3 separate regions of the Mus musculus genome follow, and all the other regions are linked to region 1. The links are chromatin loops, found by intact Hi-C in ENCODE. Cell type or tissue: left cerebral cortex. All regions are shown on one strand.

What was found. Hi-C counts contacts between places; a loop is a spot of excess contacts. Peaks named below come from ENCODE experiments on the same cell type or tissue, not always from the same donor. Only the 100,000 strongest peaks of a DNase experiment are listed, where the experiment ranks them.
Region 2: it touches region 1 in a loop (4-fold over the local background); 2 of 42 quality-filtered maps call a loop at or near these places.
Region 3: a loop joins it to region 1, with 2.8 times the contacts of the local background. A loop is called at or near these places in 2 of 42 quality-filtered maps.

The regions. Positions count from the first base shown.
Region 1 is chr5:130,682,116-130,690,115 of GRCm38, forward strand. All of the region lies in intron 4 of Caln1 (calneuron 1), which reads left to right. Among named protein-coding and RNA genes, the nearest start is that of Gm40337, 170 kb to the right of the region's middle. In left cerebral cortex, no CTCF peak of the experiment used is centred here; a DNase peak (open chromatin) is centred at 4,022; H3K27ac peaks cover 262 bases.
Region 2 is chr5:130,788,478-130,796,477 of GRCm38, forward strand. All of the region lies in intron 4 of Caln1 (calneuron 1), which reads left to right. Among named protein-coding and RNA genes, the nearest start is that of Gm40337, 63 kb to the right of the region's middle. In left cerebral cortex, no CTCF peak of the experiment used is centred here; DNase peaks (open chromatin) are centred at 4,452 and 7,933; H3K27ac peaks cover 1,440 bases.
Region 3 is chr5:130,581,125-130,589,124 of GRCm38, forward strand. The region is part of intron 2 of Caln1 (calneuron 1); the gene reads left to right. Among named protein-coding and RNA genes, the nearest start is that of Caln1, 140 kb to the left of the region's middle. In left cerebral cortex, CTCF peaks have their summits at 3,996 (motif pointing right) and 5,319 (motif pointing right); a DNase peak (open chromatin) is centred at 3,106.

The DNA of each region.
Region 1 (8,000 bases):
GTCCAGTTGGTAACCTCCTTGGTGAGAGTTAATTAAAAGCCATTTTAAAAATCTTTTAAAAATACACAAATTTGAAATAGTGTTTTATAGATCACAGCTTCTCAAACTGTGGGTTGTGACACCAGATGGGGTCAACTGCATGTGGTGATCACAAACAAACAAACAAACAAACACAGTAAAAGGATTCTGATCTAATAGTGGCAGTGACCAAGAAATTAACTTGAAACCAAACACATAACCCACTGAGTCACATCCCCAGCCCATGAGATACCTTCAATACACACATGGAAATAGTTTGTTAACAGTTGGTACATATCTATTGAAGGGACTCTGGCCAGCTTGACACTGATAGGCATGGCTCTGACTGGCCTTGCCTTGTCAGCCATGTCCTCTGCCTTGCTAAAAACTGTTAGATTACATTCCTAAAGCTAGTCACCAAAGGTCTATTGCCTTATTTGGCCACTTGCTCCTCCTGAGATTGACCACCAAGGTCCAGATATCAACATATTGAAGTTCAGCAATCAAAAGCTCCCCTTGGCTCACCTAGTTAAAATGTCCAATTAAATGCCTCATCCTAACACAGGCATTTACCCTTTTACCTTTATAAGCCACCATTTTCCTATGGACCACTTCTGTCTCCAGAGGCAGTCCTTTATTCCCTGGGGACAAATACCCCTCCTCCCTCTCCCTTGTTCCCTTCCCCTAAATGAAAAAAAAAAAAAAAAAAACAGACTAGACCATGACAACTGATGAATATAAATAAATCATATGTAAAAAGCATTGTTAAAGCAATATGAGAAATGATGATTAGGACAATAGAGAAAGGAGAGGAGGAACAAAGAACAGCTAAGAGATTATTTGTTTGTTTGTTTATTGTGATCCTGGGATTTGAACTCAGGGCCTTGCACATACCAGGTAAGTACTCTGCCCTGTGCTATAGCTCTATGCCTCCTTTTAAATTTTTTTTTTTCAGTTTTGGAGACAAACCCTCATGTATGCCAAGATGACCTTGACTGGCTGTGAAGTTAGAGATGACCTTAAACTCCTGATCCTTCTCCTTCCACCCTCTTTGTACTAGGATTATGGGTGTTGCAGCATTTTAGCTGGTGTATGGGTTGCTGAGAATGGAACCCAGAATCTAGGATGATCCCACAGAGCTACATCCTCAGCCCATGAGATACTTTCAGCACACACAGGGAAATAGTCTGTCAGCTGGCCATGTTGGTATGCGTTGGTCTTTCCAGCAGCTGGCAGGGTGAGGTGGGAGAAAGGGTAAAACAAGACAACCTCACCAGAACCCCAAGGGACACCATAATTGAAAAATAACATGATAATAGCGTCCTCCTTAATTACTGTTAAAAGGAAGGTTCCTTTGACGAATTAAATTTAGTAGAGTTTACGTGCACAAACCAAAACTCAGAAATGTGATTCAGGTCTGGGGAAGCCTAGGGCTATAGGGCTGGCTTTGAGAATTCCAGCCAAGAAGCCCCATCTAACAGCACTTAGAGAAACTAGAGGTGGGGGGTGGGGTGGGAGGTATGGTGTGCATGTGCGTGTGTGGGTGCGTGCGTGGGTGCGTGCGTGTGTGTGTGTGTGTGTGTGTGTGTGTGTGTGTGTGTGTGTGTGTGTGTGTGTGTGTGGCATAGAAAGCCAGAAGTTAGGCGTACAAGACTGGAAGTTTGACAAAGCAACTGGAAGTGGAGCATGGAAAACAACTGGCCGAAGCTTAATCCACCAGCTGGTCAGTTATTTACAACTTAACTTTAATTGATCTCAGCTTAGTCAGTTAATTCACTACTGGGACTGGGGCTCTTGCAATCCGCAGAAGTTCAGTGTCTGTGATTAAATTCTAATTGGTTTAACTGCGGGATGAAGGTATGTGGTCCACGCTTGTGTCTTCCCTGAGATTTGATTTAGCGCTACCAGCTGCTTGTAAGGATAAATTATGGGCTGGCAATATGGCTCAGAAGGTGAGGATGCTTGCCGCCAGGCTTGACGACCTAAGTCCAACCCCTTGGAACTATACAGTGGAAGGAGAAAAACAACTCCCACAAGTTTTCTTCTGGCCTCTACAAGTGTGTAGTTGCACGTGGAGTAATGTACACACAAGTAAATAACTGTAAGAATATGTTTTTAAATGAGTGACTTAAGTGAGCAAACCCATATACTGCCAGGAAATTGTACATTGTTAAGAGTGCTTGCGGCTATGTCCTGTGGATTGGAGTTTGAATCCCAGTGCCCAAGGCTGGCAGCTTACAAATGCCTGCAACTCCAGCTCCAGAGGATCTGGTGCCCTCTTCTGACCTCTGAGCAGGAATGCTTGTATGCGCACACACACACACACACACACACACACACAAACACACACACGGTAAAAATAAACATAAATCTTATAAAATCAATTCAACATCTACGAATCTATCACCTAAATTCTGTCAGCAAGTGCAGCTGGAAGGATGGAATATTGTACAATTATTAAAAATAATGTCATTACCTTTTAGTCACTGGAAAAGTCACTCTAGAGATTAGATTTATGGTGTAATTACATAGATGTTCTACCGCTATTATAAATTCATTTATGTTCATCTATTATGCATTTCTTTATAGTCATCTGTTAACTCCATTTGTATTCATAGAGGAAAGCTGCAAGAAATGCAATAAATCTGATGGTACTTGTTATTATCGATCTCAATAAAAGGGAAGATAATTTTTGTTCTTTTTACTTGTTTTTATTTCCAGAAATGTCTATAATTAGGCAGTATGGATTATTTTGTTGTTGTTGTTGTTTTTATTATATTCATTTATTTATTTGGGGAACAGATCATGCAGTCTGGTATATGTGTGTGAGTCAGGGGATAAGTTCTGGTTTTGCTCCTTGTGGGTCCTGGTGATTGAGCTCAGGTCTTCAGGTTGGGTGGCAAGAACCCTTAGCTGCTCACCCATATTGCCAGCCCTTACTTTAACTTGACAAGTGTCTACCTACTGTGTCATCTTGCACCCCTAGTCCCCCTCTTTTTTGTTAGACTAGATCCTTGCCATATGCCACTTGCTGGCTTTGATCTTTTGGGCTCCTCCTGCCTCAGCCTTCCAAGTGCTGGTGTTACAGGCATGCCTCACTGTATTAGTAAGGGTTCTCTAGAGTCACAGAACTTATGGAATATATCTATATATTATGGGAATTTATTGTAATGACTTACACTCTGTAGTCCAACTAGCAATGGGCAGCTGTGAATGGGAAGTCCAAGAATCTAATAGTTGCTCAGTCCCACGAGGTTAGTTGTTCAGCTGGTCTTCTGTAGAAGCTGGAATCCTGAAGAAGCAGGTTCCAACAGATGTACTGGCAAGTAAGTGCAAGCAGGCAAAGAGGAGTGAGCCTTCCTTCTTCCAATGTCTTTATGTAGGCCTCAAGCAGAAGGTATGGCCCAGGTTAACGGTATGTACCTCCATGCCTGGATCTGGGACTTGCTTTGTCCCAGGCTAGCCTAGAATTCAGAGATCTGCTTGCCTCAGTCTCCTGGAATTAAAGTTGTGTACTACCTTGCCTGGGCCTAAGCTTTTTATGGCTTATCCCTCAAGATCTCCATGCTAAGATCCAAGCAAGAAGCCTGTGTCTTCCAGCCTCAAGATCTGTATGGATCACAGGAGCATCCTCCATTTCTGGATTGTAGTTCATTCCAGATGTAGTCAAGTTGGTAACCAGGAATAGCCATCACACTCAGTAGCCCTGTCAATTCTGTTTTCTTATGGATCTGAAAAAGTTAACAAAATTTCATATAAACAAACTGCATTATAAAACAATTTTTGCCATGGCAAAATAAAGAGAAGCTGGATTTGAAGGATATATATATATATATATATGTATATATATATATATCCACTTCAGTGAAGCACAAAGCATGAAGCTGATGTCCAAGCATGCAAACACAAAATCCAAATGAATCACAGCCACCAGATGCCAGGAGGGGAGGGTTAGGTACTGAGTGGAGTTGGCTCAGTGGCAGCTGCCCACCCCAAGCTGCTATGTGGCCTTCAGCTGTGGAGGCCACAGAAAACCCACTGCCAAGTGAACAGATGGGGCTCCACACAAACCCAAGTTATGTGCTGACAATCTCACTCTAGGAGAGTGTCTGAACCGATGTTCTAATTGAAGAAATCAGAGCAGTTTAAAGACTAGGAATGTGGTTCAGTTGGGAAAATAGTTACCTACCACAAGAACTATGGCTTCTATTCCCATCACCCTACATAAACCGGGTGTGGTGGCACATGCTTGCTACAGCAACGCTTGGGAGGTAGAGGCAGGAGGATTAGAAATTTAAGGTCACCCTGGCCACAAATTGAGTTGGAAGCCAGCCTGGGCTCATGACACTGTGTCTCCAAAGCGAGGAGAAGAGGAAAACAATTTTGAAAATCCATTTGAAATCGTTATTGTCTGTTTCTTAAGCCTGTGGCTGGAATGAGTTAGTTGCTCAGTGGCTTTGGAAGAAAAAGTAACCAGAAAGTGACCCAAAAAGATACATAATTGTTATATACCAAAGAGCATTCCCAACTTCTACTGAAAGTCAATCACTAGTCTTTTGGATAAGAGCAAGGGTTATTTTCTTCCACTCAGTTAACTCATCCTCCAAATGTGTGGCACACAGTGTGTCATATCCTCCAAGCCCCTGGCACACAGTGTGTCATGCAAATCAGATTTCCAGAAGGCACGGGATGTTCACGGAGACTTACACAAACAGATGGCACATCCCTGTAATCCCAGGGTTTAGGAAGCTGAGGCAGAAGGATTGCTCTGAGTTCCAAGGCAGCTCAGCTATCTAGTAAGTAAGATCCTGTCTCTAAAACAAACAAACAATTCCCAAAACCAAAAACCAAAAAACCAAAACCACAAACATAACCGAAACCACATACAAAACAAACAAAAAAATCCACAAGAAATGAACAAACAAATCCTCCTCTGGAGGGGGGGGGGAGGTAGAGGAGGGGGAGGAGGGGCGTTGGAGAGAGAGGGAGGGAGAATGAGAATGAATGAATGAATGGATGAATGAATGAATGAATGAATAGGAAAACAGAAAACAAGAACAGGAAGTTAAGACTGATTCCATTAGGGTTTAAATCTTGTCTTGCCCTTCTTAAGTTAATTTTTGTGCTCAGGGGCCAGTGTTTCCTGTGGAAGCTGGTTGGGACTCATGCAGGTAAGTCCTCTGAAGCAGAAACAAGGCTACAGACCTTACACTGTCTTGTTTGGCTAAGTGTGTATTATTTTTCTGACTTAGGCTATTTTAATTTTTCAGGGCATATTTCTAACTCTCTTTCTTTTTACTTTTTTCTTTCCTTTTTTCTTTTTCTTTTTCTTTTTCTTTCCCTTTCTTTCTTTCTTTCTTTCTTTCTTTCTTTCTTTCTTTCTTTCTTTCTTTCTCTCTCTTTTTTTCCTGCTAGTGAAAGTAGTTTAGGACTCAGGCTTTTTCTGGCCATCTTCTGAATTGTCTCATCAGCAAGCGTATAGTCTGTTGCTCTAGCAAAAGCACCATAGGCTGGGTAGGTTATAAAACACAGAAGGGTAGTGCTCACAGCCTCAGCAGCTTGGAGCATGATCAAGCTCTACTGATGGCCCTCTTGCAGAGCTGCCTTCTTGATCGCTCATAAGACAAGAAGGGTAAGACAGATGTGTGCACACGTGGAAGCCAGAGGTTGACATCTGGGTGTCTTCCTGCTTTTAAAACCGGGTCTCTTCACTAGGTTTGATGTTTGCAGAGTTAGACGGGCTGGCCAGTGAGCCTCAGGGATTGCCCCCATTTTGCTTCTCCAGCTCTGGGGTTGAAAGCATGTGCCACCACACTAAGCTTTTAACGTTGATTCTGAAGTTCGAACTCAGGTCCTCATGCATGCAAGGCAAACACTTTGTGAGCTGAGCTATCTCTCCAGCCCTGTGGAGTCTCTCATATATTAGATGTCCTTTGTAGGGCATCCCAGTAGCTGGCATCCCAGCATAAGCACCAGGGTGGGTAGCCTTTGGATATATGCATTTAGGAGAATACACCCAGCGCATGGGGTTTCCTAGTTTATTAGGCTCTCTGTGTCTGCTGTGACTTTGTCTCCAAATTATAGTGCTTTGTGTCTTGGTGGCAATGCTTAGCTCAGTTCCATTTGTATTGATCAAAACCTGCTCATTACTAAAAATATAACGGGTATTTGATTGTAGTAAAATAACTTCTAACCTACGGGTTTTTTATTATTTGACAGTTTTATACATGTACACAATGAGATTTCTTCACTTCCACTCCCCTCCCCCAATGCCCTCTCTCATCCCCCTCCCCATCCCCAGGAGCCTTTCTTCTTCACAGGTCCCCCTCTGTGCGTCAGTTTCTTACTGGGAGTTGGTGGGGACTTGCTTACTAGGGCAAAGGCAGCTTATCTGTAGCACACCACTCCTGAGGAAATGACCGCCTTCCCCTCCTCCAACAGCCAAGAACTGTCAGTCTTCCCCTGGACAGGGGTGGAGCCTTGCGGCCCCTCCCTCTGAGATCTGCGGTTAACTTGTTGCGGGGGGGGGGACAAGCATAGTGCAGATAAAGGAAAGCTACAGCTCTTGGGTACAACCTTTGTGCCTTGTCCAGAAAGCATTTTTTTTTCCTTCACATCTTCCCCTCCTCTGGCATTTACATTCTCTCTTTCCTGCCTTCTGTGACCTTCCCTGGGCCTTGGAGCAGGTGATAGGGTAGCGTCATTTAGAGCTGAAGCTCCGCCATCATTTCTTCACAGGGCTTTTGGTCAGTTAGGGGTTTCCGCGCAGTCATCACCTGCTGCTGCAGAAAGAAGCTCCTCCGACTGATAAACGCTGAGCTCCGTGCTCACCTCCAGTGCACTCTCTAGACATAGAATCCTGGGCCCAGTAGACGTTGTAATCATGAATATGCGATAGCTCCCATCAGCTGTCCTTTGAGTCTGTGACAGCAGGGGCTGTGTTTATTTGCGCTTCAAATAATTGACATAACGCTGTAGTCAGCTAATTTCATAATATTAAATAAACCCAACATTGCTAGGATTGGGAAGACTCATCACACTGGGTCATTTCTTAACATTGAATTTATAATGCAATTTAAAACTTTGATTTACCATTGATTTTGATTTTTTCCTTCATCCATATTCATAATTAATGTGTCATCGTTTAGTCTTGAGCCATAGCTATCCTAGGATGATAAAATTAATTTGTTTACTTTTTAAAGTTATTTTTGTGATCTATAGTAATTTCCATATACTGAAGACTCTATGAACTTGACTTTGAGCAACTGGTTCACATAGAGCCTCGTTCAACTGGAAACAGTGGTCTTCTGTTGTAGTTTTTGTTTGGTTTTGTTCTTTTATTGGTTTTTGTTGTTGTTGTTGTTGTTGTTTGTTTGTTTGTTTGTTTGTTTGTTTTTGGACAAAGTCTCTCTATATAGCCCAGGCTAACCTTGTACTTAATACTTACTTCTTTTTCTTTTTCTGAATCAGTACCTCACTCTGTAGTCGGGCTAGCCTGGAGCTCTCCCTGAAGTTTAGCTGACCTTAAACTTTCAGCATACTTCCTGCCTCAGCCTCCTAAGTAGGTGTGGGCTGCCACACCCTGCTTGAAACATTTAGTAAGTAACAGTAAGTCACACTATGTAGCTCAAGCTACCCTAGAATTCACTATGTACACCAGGCTAGCCTCAAACTCAGAGACCAGTCGGCCTCTGCCTCCCAAGTGCTGGGATTAAAGGCGTGTCCCAGTATGCTTAGCCTTTCAATAAGCATTTAAAGTTATTTTTCAGTCTGTTTCTCAGGATTCCTTAGTATTTAGCACAGCATACATTTGTGTTTTTAATGATACTAATAATATTTTTGGGTTTGGTATTCCAGATAATTGTCAATTTTACTTTTTTTTTTTTTTGAGACGTACTCTTTTTTATTTAATGAATAATTCTTTTTCCTTCTTGTTTTCTACCCTGGTATTTTTAACATTCATTTTTTACTCTGTCTTCATT
Region 2 (8,000 bases), 110 kb after region 1:
TTCTCTCCCTTTTTCCTTCCCTCTCTCTCTCTTGCTCCCTCCTTCTCTTCCTTTCTCCCCCAATCCTCTCTCTGTCTCTCTCCCTTCCTCCCTTCCTCCTTTTTTTCCTCTTTTGGTGTTCCTGAAGATGGGGCCTATGGTCTCCTATGTACTAGGCAAGTTCTGCACAACTAAGCCATGCCCTGGCCCCTCTTGAGGAGATTCTAGGCAGGAACCCCTCTGAGGCACACCGCAGTCCAGTACAGGAGCAGATGCCATTTCCAGGCCTTCGGCAGCATTTACTATTTGTTATCTTAACAATAGCCACTCTGACTGGGGTGAGATGGTGTCTCCCTAAAGTTTTAATTTACACATCTGGCACTTCCCATGCTCATTGGAATCTGTCCTCCATCATGTGAGAGCTGTTTGTAGGAGCTGATGTTTCTCCCTGGAAGTCTCAGAGCCGAGCAAGTCTTGGATCCGAGGTAGCACAGAGGACTCTTTTGTGGACCATAAGAAGCTATTTGCAGAAGGAGCCCAGAATTCTCCACATCCAGCTCCTAAAAGGCAGACACAGCAGAAGTCACATATTGGGTATTACCATATGTAATTACCAAGGAGCTTATGGGCTACCAACTTATATGCAACAGTGCTTGAATCAGTTCCCATATTTGAACACTTCTAAAAAAAAAAAAACAAAAAAAACTTTCCTTGGTGACTGGTGACTTGGGAGAGCAGACTAACATTCTGGAGACATTGTTTGGGAAGGTTATGAAGGAGGGAGTATACCACTAGGGGTGGGCTTTGAGGGTTTATAACCTCACCTTGTTTACTGTTCACTCTCTGTGCTTCCTGTATGTGCATAGAATGTGATCTCTCTGCTTCCTGCTCCTGCTACCCTGTCTTCTCCACCATTATGGATTCTGTCCCTCCGGCCTGGCCCCCTATACTAAAAGGAAACCTTTCTTCCTTAAGTGGCTTTTGTTCATAGTATTTCACCACAGCCTCACACCCCTGAATCTGCTTGTCTAGGACTGTCTGTGTACATGTGCATGTGCGTGTGTGTGTGCATGTGTGTGTGTGTGTGCATGTGTGTGTGCATGTCTGTGAGTATATGTACATGTGTGTACATACATGCTTACATGTGGGTACATGCATGAATGTGTATGTGTGTATACATGTGCATGCATACCTGTAGAGGCCAGAGGTTAATACTGGGTGTCTTCCCCACCTTAAGTTTTTGAGACACAGTCTGTCTCTGAGCCTGGACCTGGCTCACTTGACTAGACTGGCTTGCCATCATGGCACAGGGATCCTAAATTTCTCCAGGGATGGGATTCCACATACATGTCATATACCCATGTTTTTCTGTGGGTTCTGGGAGATCAAATTCTCATGCTTGTTTGGAAAGTGCTTACTGACTGTGCCATCACCCTAGCTTTCTGCCTAAGTACACCAGGAGCCTTAGAAACTTCTAGAAAGTCTTCGCTTGGTTGTATCAGGGGACAGGTTAACATATGGGAGGCAGGAAATCTAACCAGCTTCTTTAAACACCGATTTTGAACATGGATTTGATATCCTATAGGGTTTTTTTCTAGGATGGGACTTTTATTGGACTTTTCTCCTTTGCTGTAACAACAGAAGTAAATCCCCAAATAGGTTTTATAGGGATAAAGAAAATTAAATGAAAAGCAGTAATTAAATCATGATAAAAAACAATATGCTTTAGGAAGCCAGGGAAGTGGTCTCTCTCTATATATATATATTTTTCCCTTTGTATGTTTACCATGGTGTCTACCAAATTAGAAACATGATGTAATTTTGTTTCTGTAGCTGGGATAAAAACACTGACAACAAACATTTAGAGGCAGTGAGAAATTTATTTTATCTCAGAATTTCAGGTTATGGTCATTACTGAGAAGAAATAACAGTGTCAGGGACTTGAGACAGCCGGTCACAGCAATCACAGTCAAGAGCAAAGAGAATACGAATGATTGCATGCTTAATGCTTAGCTAGCTTTCTCTATTCTTGTGCAGTCCAGGTCCCCAAACCAATCCATGGTGCCACCTTCTTTCTAGCTGGGTCTCCTCGTATCAATTAAGCCAGTCAAGATACTCTCCCGTAGACCTGCTCACAGTCTAACCTGCTCTAGACAATCCCTCACAGAGAATATATCCCTAGGTGGTTCTGACAAGTGTCAAATTGACAAAACTCTCACAATTGTACTTTGCTTGGTGTAATATACATACACATATATGTATGCATGAATTTTTTTTGTCATTCATGGAAAGTGGTTCCTGTGTTCAAAGACAGACACACAAGGTAATAGAGATGATCTGTTTTTCTTCCCTCTGTAGCAGTTCTCTGTACCTGACCCAGATGTTGCTCTTTGGCAATGCACATGGGATGGATGGGCAACCTTGAACATGAGCATTGCATTGGCTCAGAATGCTTTTCCATGGGGCCATCTGTGCTTGGTGGTCTTTATCTGTGACCAGAGGTGCACATCGTCTAAATGTCAGTCATTATTTCTCTGGACAGAGGCTCCTGGGAGATTGCTCTGACATTCCTGCTGCATACCTTTCAAATGTGACAGTGTCTGGACTGTCTGGATGTTCTCAAAAGTTTTATAACCTGATGATGGCCTGCTGACCCATTCTTGGCTTTCATCATGGTGCCGTGTCTTGTAGGCCATGTCATAGTGACTGGTACATTACCATTATGGGCTCAGTTAGGACCCAGAGTGGCCAGTCCCTCCTCTTTTCACCCAAAAGCATTCATGTGAATACAAAGCTAGATTGCCTGAAAAGGTAATTCTGGGAAAAAAAATGTTCTAGTCTAACATCTGTCATAGTTGTGTTCCTTATTGCTGCAACAGAGTACCTGACAAGAAACAGTTTAAGACTATGTATATAGTACATGTCTTAAATCTCAGCGCTTGAGAGGCAGAAGCAGGTAGGCCTGTGTGAATTCAAGGCCAGCCTGGTCTACCAAGTGAGTTCCAATCCAGTCGGAGATATACAGTGAAACTTTGTCTCAAAAAATAAAATAAGATAAAAAAAGCCTTTAAATGGGAGGAAGGTTTATTGCAGCTCACGGTCTGAGGGGATACAGTCAATCATGGTGGGGGAAGGCATAGCTGCAGAAGCATGAGGCAGCCACTCACATTGCCTCTGCATCCTGGAAGCAGAGATTAATGCTTGCTGATGCTCAGCTCGCCTTCTTGTTTTTATTCAGTCCAGGACTCCATCACATCAGATGGTGCTGCCTATATTGATGGTGGTGTTTTACCCAGGGTTCTTTAGAGCAATAGAATAGTAGACTCTGGTCTACTAGTCTACTATAAAAGCTTGGGAATTCTGATTCTGTTTCCAGCGAAGGAATCAGCAATAGCAGCAACAGGGCAGATCTACTCTGTGGCTAGAGGAGGACCAAGTATGTAAAAGGCAAAATAACCTCCCTCCTAATAAACCCTCTTATCTCTAATGTGCATTTAGATGAATGGCACCACCCAAAATTGGGAAGGATCTCCCCACATCAATCAAAGCAGTCAGGATAGCTCTTCAGGTGAGACTCTTTACTCAAATGATTCATTTGTGGCAAGTTGACATTAAAACCAGTCATAGTGGTTGAAAACCATCTTTTCAGTCGACCTAGTTCAGACAGTCCTTTACAAACAGTCTCTGAGGTGTGCGTTTCCATAGTTATGCTTGTCATGTTGACAATCACTATTAAACACCAAACACTTTTCACTGATACATAGTCAAGTTTGGAATGAGAGGAGGACCCAGGAGATCGCATGAATTTAGAGCCTCTCTCGATGAAGCCCATGATCAGAGTCTTGATTTCATATAGCCATGAGGTCAATCAGAGGTCAGAGGTTAAGGGAAATCACAGTTCATAGGAAGATCAAATGGGAATACTTACAATCTTTGCTTCTAAAAGTAGCTGCAAGTGATGCAAGGACAGGACAGGGGTCAGTCAAAGCTTCATATGCATGGATTACTTATACCTCTCAGAAGCACTGTACAGGCCAAAGAGTCATTCTATAGCTCATAATTTTAGAGGGTTTAGTGTGTGGTCTCATGACTTGCATGCTTAGGCAGAACGTCATTGTGTAGGACCCTAAGGTGGAGGGGTTTCTTCACCTATGACAGAAAGCATATCAGAAGAGCAAGACAGAAAGGTACCGGTGATAAGACCTGCCCCCCCCCCAATCTACTTCCTCCAGCTTAGCCCCACCTCCTAAAGTTTCTGTCACCTCTCAAAATAACTCCACCATCTGGGGTTCTGTGTCTTTACACATGAGTGTCTGGGGGGGGGGTTGCATTTCATATTTAAACTGTAACACAAAGGAACAAGTGAAAAATGATGTCCAATCTGAGAAGCACTTCTCTGTATTCAAGCAAGCTTGCTCAGTTTAAGCCAATACAATTCTGCTATGATTTCAGTCTGTTTTCTTACATGCCAAGACTCGGCAGTTCCTTGGCTTGATTCCTTGCTAATGTGAACACAGAATGCAGTGTTCCTGTGAATGTGGCATTCTCCTCATAGCCGCTGAATCATCAGGAAAATGGCTATTACTTATTCCACCCCTTTCCATTTCTAATTATTGTTTTGTGTTTTTATCAAACAACTCAGTGAAGGATCTTTTGGTCCTTGGACCTTTCTCCAGTAGAAGGAGTGAATTAAACAATTTATTTTTCATTAACATTAATGCCTGGGGCCATTGCCTGGCTTGTCTCTGCTTCAGCCTCTGGCCTGATTAAGTGTGCATGAGTAACTGGGCCAAGAGGAGGAGGAGAGGACAAAGAAACTTGGGAGACAGTTGTCTGCAGACAGAAATGAAGGACCGGTTAGAGCAGACAGATAACAACTGTGATATGCCCAAGGTAAAACTAGCAACCAGAAATGGGGACTATAGCAGCCCATTCAACCCTTCCAGACCCACCCTTGACTCACAAACTGGATTCTTATGCTAGCAATGTTTCACTGCCTTGAATTCTTAACTCTGAGCAATGCAATATTGATTTCAGTGGTGCTAAAGGCAGGAAGCTACATAAAGAATGTATGGTCAAAAAGCTGTTATGTTGCAGGTGGCCTGAAGAGATGGCTCAGTAGTTAAGAGTTCTTGCAGAAGACACAAATTCCCACCATCCTCGTTGGGTGGCTCACAACTACATGTAACTCCAGCTCTAGATGATGTAGTGCCCTCTTCTGGCCTACACACACACTGCACTCAGGTGCACACACACACACACACACACACACACACACACACACTTTTTAATCTAATATTTGGAACTAGGGAAATGGCTTAGTGGATAAAGTGCTTGCTATGCACTCAGACTTTTTTATGTGAGTTCTAGGAGTTTAACTCAGGTCCTCAATACCCTGCCCAACATCCCCTCAGATGTCTGCATTAGGAGAGTACTCCTTTTAAAGACTCTAAAAATGGAAGGACTTTTTCAAGTGTAGAAAAGTTTGGCTGCTATGTGCTTAGTATTACCAATACAAAATAAATACATAAATATAGATAATCAGGAATTTGGTCTCAAGAGTCTTTGCTTTGAACCATTTTATTCTGTACTATCAGGAATTTGGTCTCAAGAGTCTTTGCTTCGAACCATTTATTTCTGCACTATCAGGGTCTCTCTATCTCTAGTTTCAGTTATCTTGGTTACTTTCCTATTTCTATGACAAAATACCATGGCCGCATCAAGTTATAGAAGAAGGGGTTTATCCAGCGCTTACTGTTTCAGAGGGTGAATCCATGAACATCATAGCAGGGAGCATGGCAGCAGACAGGCAGGCATGGGGCTGGGCCAGCTGCTGAGAGCTTACAGATTGAGACACAGCTATGAAAGAGAGAGAGGGAGGAAGAGAGAGGGGAAGGGAGAGAGGGGGGAGGGAGAGAGGGAGAGAGAGGGAGAGAGGGAGAGAGAGAGAGGGAAACTGGGGACCAAGTACTCAAATATACAGACCTACAGTAGACATTCTTGTTATGGCCACCACAGTCACCCAATACTGGGGTTACAGACACGTGTAGCTGTGCCCACCTTTAATATGGATGTTGGGGATTCAAACTTAGGTTCTCATAATTTCTCAGGAGTAATCTTACCCATCGAGCCACCCCACCAACCCACTTAGTGCTTGAGTCTTTTGAAAAGGAAACAACGTATAAGATGGTGTCTTAGTAAGGGTTTTACTGCTGTGAACACACACCATGACCAAGACAACTCTTATAAAGGACAACATTTAATTGGGGCTGGCTTACAAGTTCAGATTTCAGTCCATTATCAACAAGGTACGAGCATGGCACTATCCAGGCAGGCATAGTGCAGGAGGCGCTGAGAGTTCTTCATCTTCATCTGAAGGCCACTAGGAGAAGACTGGCTTCCTGGCAGCTAGGATGAGGATCTTAAAGCCCACACCCAAAATGACATACTTCCTTCATCAAGGCCACACATACTCCAACAAGGCCACACCTCCAAATAGAGCCACTCCCTAGGCCAAGCATATTCAAACCACCATAGGTAGCAATCCTATTTTACTATAAATGTAGCTGATGACCCAGGATCTAATTTTTTTCAGCAATAAAATGATCAGAGGATTCAGTTTTGCTGTAGTCATCATTCTTAGTATAATCTGTTACTATCAACTATGGGTGGGGTTTCTTGTATGTGTATGTGCGTATGGCACACATACATGCATCTATGAATACAGGTGTATGTACAAGTACCCATGTTTGCCTATGTTCATGCATGTGGAACCAGAGCTTGACATTGGGAGTGTCCACCCTATATGCTAAAGTAGGGCCTTTTGCTGAAAGTGGAGCTCAGCCTATCCTTGAGACGTCTTTGTGTCTGACTTCTGAGTGATTTTAGGCAGGGCACTATGCCTGGCCAACATGAGCCTGGCTTCTGAGATCTAAACTGTGCTCTTCATGCGTTTATAAGTGAGCACTCTGAGAAAGCTCCTCATTCCCCAGTTGGGTATCATCCCATTTATTCCTTTGGAGATGTCTGGTATGCATGCTCGCCCCTCTGCATTTATGTATTTGCTTATTTATTTATTTATTATTTTACTTATTATGGTTCTGAGACAGAGTCCTACAACATAGCTCGAGCTGGCCTCCAGTTTGGTAATCCACCTGCATCAGCCATGTCAGGACTCCAGCCATGTCCACCACACCTGACTTCTACCTTTATAAACAAACACATAGCTAAGGGGAAAAATCTTAAGTAACTTCCCACCACCCTAGAGTTCTAGTGATCCAGGATTTTTCCTTCGCTGATTATCCAAACAGTATTATACAGTACAGAAAGGCCAATGCTAAAGTGCACTGTCATAGCTAATATAATCAAGTTAGTGATCTGAATGCTATTATGAGGTGAGCATATAACTCCAAACTTGGTAATGCTGAGGTTTTGAAATTGACTTATAAGCTCCTTGGGAGCTTACGGAAGTTCCAAATTAGTGGGATCAAGGTTAGGAAAGCTCCAGTTGGCTCTATTACTATTTCCTTTTACCTCTCCAAGGTTATCAGCGTGTTATCCGAGGGTCTGTGGCAAACAGCTTGCAGGCATCCTTGCTCAATGAATGAATACTCAGAAACTGATGTGCCATTCCTTCCTTCTAGCTGCGCTCCAGGCAGCACAGCATTTTTGTTGCTTGTTTGTTTGTTTTGTTATGTTAGAATCAGCTGTAACTGGAATATCTCGCTTTGGGACCCCACTAACCAGGCTACCAGCGTCACAATTGTCTAAACCACAGGGGGAAAGAAACACCCAATAGCTCTGTCCTTTTTCTTCATTTTATGAAACAGATCTCCTGTCCCTATGAGAATGGGCTCTGGGTTTCTGAGAACTCGGGCAAGATGACAGCTGTGGGCGTCAGAAGAGACATCTAGAAGGAATCGACAGGGAATCTACTCTGACGAGGCAGAAAGCCCCTTCTTGGAAAGTTCCAAGCAGTGGCCCCTAGCCACCCTTGCTGGAGACAGTGATGTTTTCAGCTT
Region 3 (8,000 bases), 100 kb before region 1:
AGAAGGCTTATGTCAAAGTTGTGTCAACATGCTTCTAGTTGCTGGATATTGATGGAGTACTGCATTTATTATTTTCTTCTTTTGAATGAATATTTAACAAGACACACATAAGGACTTTTCAGAAACCCTCCTGGATGTACATGGGGTCTGGCAGGTGGTAATGAAGACTCTACCTAGATGATGCTTAGGAAAATGGAAGAATTAGTGTTGGCTGAAGGTGGTAATACGGTCTACTTTGTAGGCAGTGTTTATTTTTCTGTCATTGAGAATGCTAGCCTCCCACTGTAGGACGGTGACATTGACATTGGCATTATTGGCATCACCACCATAATTATTACCATCCTCATCAACATTCCCTCCGTCCCCATCATCACTGTCCTCCTCAGCATCACCATCAACATGAAAATCATCACCATTCTTATCATCCCCATTTTCACCACAACCATTCTTATTAAAACCATCATAGTGGTCACCATCATCACCACTCTACTAGCATAATCACAACCATCATCAACAGCAGTAGCACTGTCATTATCACCGTAATGGTCACTGATATTAAAATATGTTAACATCACAGGGCAGTGGTGGCACAGGCCTTTAATCCCAGCACTTGGGAGGCAGAGGCAGGTGGACTTCTGAGTTTGAGGCCAGCCTGGTCTATAGAGTGAGTTCCAGGACAGCCAGAGCTACATAGAGAAATCCTGTCTTGAAAAACAAAACCAACCAACCAACCAACCAACCAACCAACCAACCAAAAACAAAAAACCAAAACAAAACATTAGTATCACCATCATTACCATCGTCACCACCATCAACACCATCATTGTCATCATCATCACCACCACAGCTACCAACATCATCTTTATCATGGTATCAGCTAACATTTACTTCCTAAAATAATTTTTGAAGCAGGATGTCATGTCTCTTATAAAAGCAACCTAAGCAAAAGTACTTATAAAAGCAACTTAAGTTGACAAAGAGTATATTTTTGTTTACTGTTCTGGGGGATCATGGTGGCAAAGACATGACATCTGGGTGGGAAGAGATGGTGTCAGAAGCAGGTGGCTGGCTGGTCACCTTACATTTATACCTATCAAGCAGAGATAGAGAGATATGTCCCAATCTTACCTCTTTTTCATACAGCCCAAAATCTCATCCCTAAGAATGGTGCTACCCACAATGGCCAGATCCTCCAACATCAGTTAACCTAGTCAAGATAATTAATTCCCTATAGGCATGCTGAGAAGCCCATTGCTCAAATGATCCTTCATCCTTTGACAGTTAAGATTAACTATTGCACTGACTTTAAACTTCTGATCCTTCTGCTTCCACCTCCCAAGTGCTGGAACTACTGGTATTTCCCATCATGCCTGGCTCACAGCAGTTACTTATTGGGCATTGTGTTCTGACATCTGATCAGGTTTATGTGCTGTTCCCATTATACAGATAAAGAAACTAAGGCACAAAGAAAGTAGCAACTTGGCCAGCAGAGGATAACTGATAAGTGGGAAGGCTTGATTGAGTCAACTTTGGTATTCTCATCCTCTTTGCTGCTTTGATACTGAACCCACCCTCTAAGGTTCGTTACACAAGCTTTTCCCCAGCCTAGGCTACATTACCCATAGGATTCCATTTGTACCTCTTTTCTGTTAATGTTGGTCTCTAGAAAGAGATTCATATTCCTTCTCCCTGTCCCACTCCTTCTGATGAGTCACACACCCTGAGCCACCCCCTACCAGGGGTTTCTGGGCTAGTGCTCTCCCACTGAGCCACACTCCAAACCTTTCACTGGGGAATTGTAGGCAAGAGCTCTACAACTATGCCATGTTACCAGCCTTTAACTGGCATGGTCTGGGCAGGTAATAGAGAGCTATAGAGTAGTCAAGGGACAACCTTTCAATAGGATATGTGTATTGAGCCAGAGGTTATCGACCTCAGCCAATAACCTCTCAGGCTTGAGAACCAGCCCAAGAACATTCTCCCCACTGTCTATTCTCTGTTGACCAATGGGAGGGGAAATATCCACATCCAGCTTTCCTTCCAGCTGATCTTGCTGGTAGAGTTGATGAAAACATCTGGGTCTTTCTGAGTAGGCATTTCACCATCCTTCTGGTAGAATGTTCTGGAATGATTACTGGAGGAGAGAGGTAGCCGTTTCCCTTTCCTTCCTGAGATCTTGGTAGGAAACCTGAGGTTGGATGTGGATCTTTGTGTGGGCAAGTATGGAAGCACTTATGTGCCAAAGAACAATCTTAGCTGTCATCCATTAGGTGTCTGCCTTGTTTATTTTCTTTCATCAGCATAAGCTAGCCTGGAGGAGTCCACTTGTATCAACCTCTCCAGAGCTGGGATTACAACTCCTGTCACCCTGCTTGACTTTTGTCTGTGGGTTGAACTCAGTTCTATAGCTTGAACGTGCAAAGCAAGCACGTTACTGGTGGGTCCATCTCATTAGCCTGTTTATCTTAAAGAATACATAGCCATTTGCCATTTGCAGAACAGTAACAAGAAAGAGGATCTTCTGGGTATCAAAACATTTTCATAGTTTAGTTTTGAAACAAAAGCCTTACTGCAATAGAACAGACAGTTGGTGTCACTACTCAGGAATGTCTCCTGGTTATCTTTACTTGTTACCTTGACAAAAATATAAAATCACCCAAGAAGAGGGTCTCAATAAAGGGTTGTCTAGGTCAGGTTGACCATTGGACATTTCATTGGGGGATTGTCTTGACTAAGGTAATTGATGTGGGAAGAACCAGCCCACTGTGGGTGGCATCATTACTTACATAAAAAGTCTTAAACTTTGTAAGAGTAGAGAGATTTATCTGAGCACAAGCCAACGAGCACACATGCATTCAATTCTCTCTGTTCCTGATAGAGACAGTTCTATGGCTAGTTGTCTCCAATTTCTGCCTTGACTTTCCTGCAGTAATGGACTATGACCTGGACTTTGAGCTAAAATAAATCCTTTCTCCCCTAAGTTGCTTTCTGTCAGGGTATTTTATCACAGCAACAGAAATGAAACTAGAACAGATGGGTGTAAAGCTGGAACTCAGAAATGTGTGGTGGTGTGGTTGTGGCCCAATTTTGCAAGACCCTTAAATGTATTCTCTGTTGTTGGGTAGCCAACCTACAAAAACTTGTTCAGACCACGTTCAAGTGGGAGGCAGACAGGGATTTCACAGTGAAGCCAAAAGTGCTCAGACATGATGTCACAAGTGGGTACCTCTCTGAGTGTTGGGTATCATCGACAAGAAGGGGAGGGGGTGAGTGTTTTCAAGGTTGAGCGACAGATTATAGTGCTGAACCTTTGCAATGTTTTCAGGTAGGAACCATGCAATGACGGAGGCTTCATTTTTATGTATTTTTCCTTTTTTTTCTTTCTTCCATAGAATGTGTGAACAGTTTTGCTTTACTGCTTCATAGATTTTTTTTTTAATGTCCCAGGTTAACTTTCCATTGGGAAAACCTCATTTTCCATTATATCAACATGCTTGATAGAAAGGGTAATGAGTGAGATTACAGGCCCCATGCACCAGGGAAGATGGGCATGCCAACAGCTCCTTTATGGGCTGTTTTTATCAAGTGTATTGTCGCAAAACCAATTTTCATGTTGAAATGGCTTTTCTTCCCCCTAAACAAATTGCTTTTCATAGCATTTGACTGGGGTGACTGCCATCGTCTTTGAAGATTATCTAACTCGCTTCTCAGCCTGGGTTAAAATCCACACTTCCACAACCCGTAGAAGGTCAGTGTCTGGGGTTCTTTTATTCCGTGTAGATGAATTGATGGATAGTCAGTGGGAGAAAAGAGTTTCCAGAGGAACTCACACAAGAAGAAAAGCTTTGAATTTTCTAAAATAAGATTTCAGACAATCTTGTGGGGAGTGGGCACTGGAATGTAGAAAGAGTGCCATCAAAAGGCTTGCTTTGGTTGAAATCTGAAATGTACCCCACAGACTCATGTATTGAAGTTTGTTCACCAGCAGGTGGCACTGTTCTGAAGGTTGTGGACATTTAGGGGTTGGGACCTGGTTGGAGGAAATAGATTCTTAGAGGTAGAACTTTGAAAGTTATAGTCTGGTTCTGTTCTTCCTGCTTCATGGTCTGTTATCTCATGAACAACCTGTTCTCATGCTCTAAAATGTCCACACACTCCCCACCACGAAGGACTGAAATGTCTCTGAAACTGTGAGCCAAAGAAAACCCTTGCTCCTTTAAGTTGCATCAGTCAAATATTTTGTCCCAGCCACACAAAAAGTAACTAACACACCTCCACTTCATTCACTATTTTGGCTTTATTTGGCATTTTAGTTGTTCCTTGTTCTGTACAAAATCACTATCAATATTAGTAGTCTAATATTCATCTTACTCTTTTTGGTCTTTTCTTTCTCCTGTGGTGTTGTGTTAACTTTTCTTGGGGAGATTTGTGTACCTTACATAGGGAACTGACAATAGGCCAAACACAGCTCCATCAAAGTCCAGCAAAGCAAACAAATGAATTTATTTGGTTTAATTGGAGAGCACAGGTAAGGAGCTATGTACCCATTGGACCCTGATATGAAAGTTTCACTTCTATTGCTGTGATAAAAATATCCTGACCAAAAAAAAAAAAAAAAAAAAAACCTGTGATGTAAGAAAGGGTTTATTTATTTGGTCCACAATTCTATGTTATAGTCCATCACTGTAGGGAGATTAAGGCAGGAACTTTGAGAAAGCTGGTCATATCCAGAGTGAAAAGCATACACAGAGAGAATTACCTCATGTGTGCCTCATACTCATCCGACTTCCTCTACTCTTCAGGACTCAAGCCCCGGTAACATTGTTGCCCACTAACAGGCTGGGTCTTTCTACATCAATTAACATAATCAAAACAACCTGCACATATGACAACCTGACTTAACAGTCTCTCATTGAGACTCTCTCCCACGTATTCTAGATTGTGTTAGATTGTCAGATGACCCCAAACCAGTTGCATCACTACTAAGACCCAGCCCATTATAGATCTCGACCTCACAGAAGCTGCACTCTGCGGCCCCTTTGCATTTAACTGTCCATTTCCTATATACTCTAGTAACTCTGAGGATCTCACAGTTAGGAGAAGACAGGAGGGAGTAATGGCCAGACTCCAGGTGAGAGTTCTGTGACCCTCCTCCCATCTTCTACCAGAGAGTGTTCAAAGCTCCACGGCCATCGATATAGACCTAGTCATCTCTGTAGTGTTCTGCTCATTTCATTGCCATTGCTATGGGATCACTTTATCATTGCCCCATGATGGCATCATGGAGGAAAAGAAGCCATACTACAATTTATCATTTGCATGCCCCCTAGGTGGCAGTGTTGAGGCAGGGAACTCTTTAGGAGGTGTGGCCTAGTAGAACTTTATAGGTCGTAAGGACCTACCTCATTCCTGAAGGAGATAAATGTAGTTTGCATGGGACTGTGGGTTAGTTCCCATAAGTTGTTTTAATGCCGGCATCTCCTTTATACATATCCTGCTCCAGCTTTTGAATGTGTCATTGCTATTGTGATGCTGTCTGCCTTGAGACTTTTCAACCAGATTGTTTCAAGCCCCTAGAACTAAAGAAACCTCTCTTCTTTATTAAGTACCCAACCTCGGGTATTGTGTTATAGCAGCAGATATAGACATTCCTTATGTGTTTTTCCATGAGGCATATATTTTTATAATAAATAAGCATATGGTATCGATAACTTTATATCCAGTCATCTTGACAATATTTGCTTTCTCATATTATTTAATAAATTATATATATATATATATATATTTTTTGTTGTTGTTGTTGTTGTTGTTGTTGGACATAATGTTGTACCATGTGGCTGTACTTGAGTTGCCATCCAATAGGCCCTTGTGTTGTTTTTCCTACTCTGTTTAGATAATTTAAAATTTAGAGACAAGTTACAAGAACAGTATAGAAAGCTTCGATATATAATTCTCTCAGATTCTCTGATGGGTGACACTTGAGACTACTTTTTTCTCCCTCCTTCTCTCCTTCCTTACCCACTGTCTTGTCTTGAAATTAAAGAGGTATATGATAGATAGGCATTTGATAGACAGATTTTTTTAAAAAATGGTAGATAATAGATAGATGACAGGTAAGAGATGGCTGATATGTTAATATATGTGTGTTGGATAATAGATAAATATAGATGATAGATAGGTTGACCATTATCTTTTCTAAACCTTTGTGGAGTTGGCAGCAGGCGTGATGGTCTCTACAGTGTGTTTCCCAGAGACACTCTGCACTGAGTCATAACCACAATAGGAGATCTAATAAAAACATCACCGTACAGCATCCGACCCACAGAAGCTCTACCCACATGGGTCAGGTAGCCCAGTAACGTTCTTTACAGCTAAATCAGCTACTCCATGAGTTTAGTTATGGTTTTCTCTGATGTCTGTTCAGTTCCTCAGGCCCTAAAAAGATTTCTTAGCTATCATGTTTTGCATTGTTTTCTGTCTCCACACAGATGAAGCACAAGTTGATTATTTTGTATCTTGTCCCATTTTGCTTTTGTCTAATGTTTCATGGTTTTATTGAAACTGTGCAACTTCAAGAAAACTACTATAAGTAAAGAATTAGGTGTGTATATAACTAGATATGGGTAGTTGTATGTGCAGAATGTGAAGATTGGTATGTATAAATATACATTTGTGGGGCTAGAGAGATGGCTCAGCAGTTTAAGTACTTGCTCTGCAAATAAGATCAGAGTTGTGATCTCTACAAACCCACGTAAATGCTAGGTGGGTGTGGTGGCCGGCCTGTCATTCCAGCCTCAGAAGGCAGAGACAGGAGTCCTTCCAAGTGGGCTAACTAGCAGAATTAGCTATATTGGTGAACTCTCGGTTTGGCTAGAAGCACGTGCTGTTCTTGCAGAAGACCCCGTCTTGATGAGTAAGGTAAATAAGTCATTGAGGATGATTTGCAACATCAATCTTGTGCTTCTGCGTGTGTTGTGGACACAAAGATAGATGTGTATTATTTACTTTCCTCATTGCTATGGCAGAATGTCTGGCTGCAGTTAAGGAAAGAAGGATTTACTCTGGCTCATGGTTAAGGGGATACAGTCTCTCCCGGTGCGGAAAGTGTGTGTGTGTGTGTGTGTGTGTGTGTGTGTGTGTGTGTGTCTCACATTGGTGGAGGATAAGATCTCTGGTTCCTTCTTGGTGGATCAGGAAGTGGAGAGATCTTTGGCTAGAACTAAGCCTGAGCTGTAACTCTCAAGCCTGCCCCACAGTGACCCACTTTCTCCATGGAAATGCCACTTCCTAACAGTTCCATGAACTCCCAAAATAATGGCACCAGCTGGGGACTAAGTCCAAGCGCTGTATCAGCCTGTGGGGGACATTTCAGACTCAAACATTAGCATTATTTAAAATGCCTGTAGTGGCTGGAGAGATGGCCCAGTGGTTAAAAGCACATGCTGTTCTTGCAGAGGACCCAAGTTTGGTCTCCAGTGTCCACATCTGGTGGCCCACAGCTGTCTGTAACTCCAGCTGAAGCGGCTCTAACATCTCACTCCTAGCCTCTTCCTGCACTCTGCTCACACGTAGAAAGCCACACAGACACACAATGCACACATAATTAAAAGATAAAAAAAATCTTAAAAATATAACAGAACATATTAAATGTTTTATCTGTGTATGCAGTCTAAAGAATATTCTACAATATATATGAAGAAACAGACATGAATTTATTGCAACATACTTTCCTCTGGCATATTTGGGCACTTGCACACACATGCACATGCACAATATTTTTAAAAATCTTTAAAATGATTGTACATACATACATATACATACACATATATATGGAGACACACTTATTCAGATTATTTTTAAGTCTTTTAAGTCAATGATAAATACTAAAATTATGATAGTGCTTATTACTAAGCTGGAAGGAAAGGAATAAACTAAGGAAGTATATTGGTAGCCCCAAACTATGTCATGTAAAATTATTCCATGAAGTCTTTTTTAAAAAA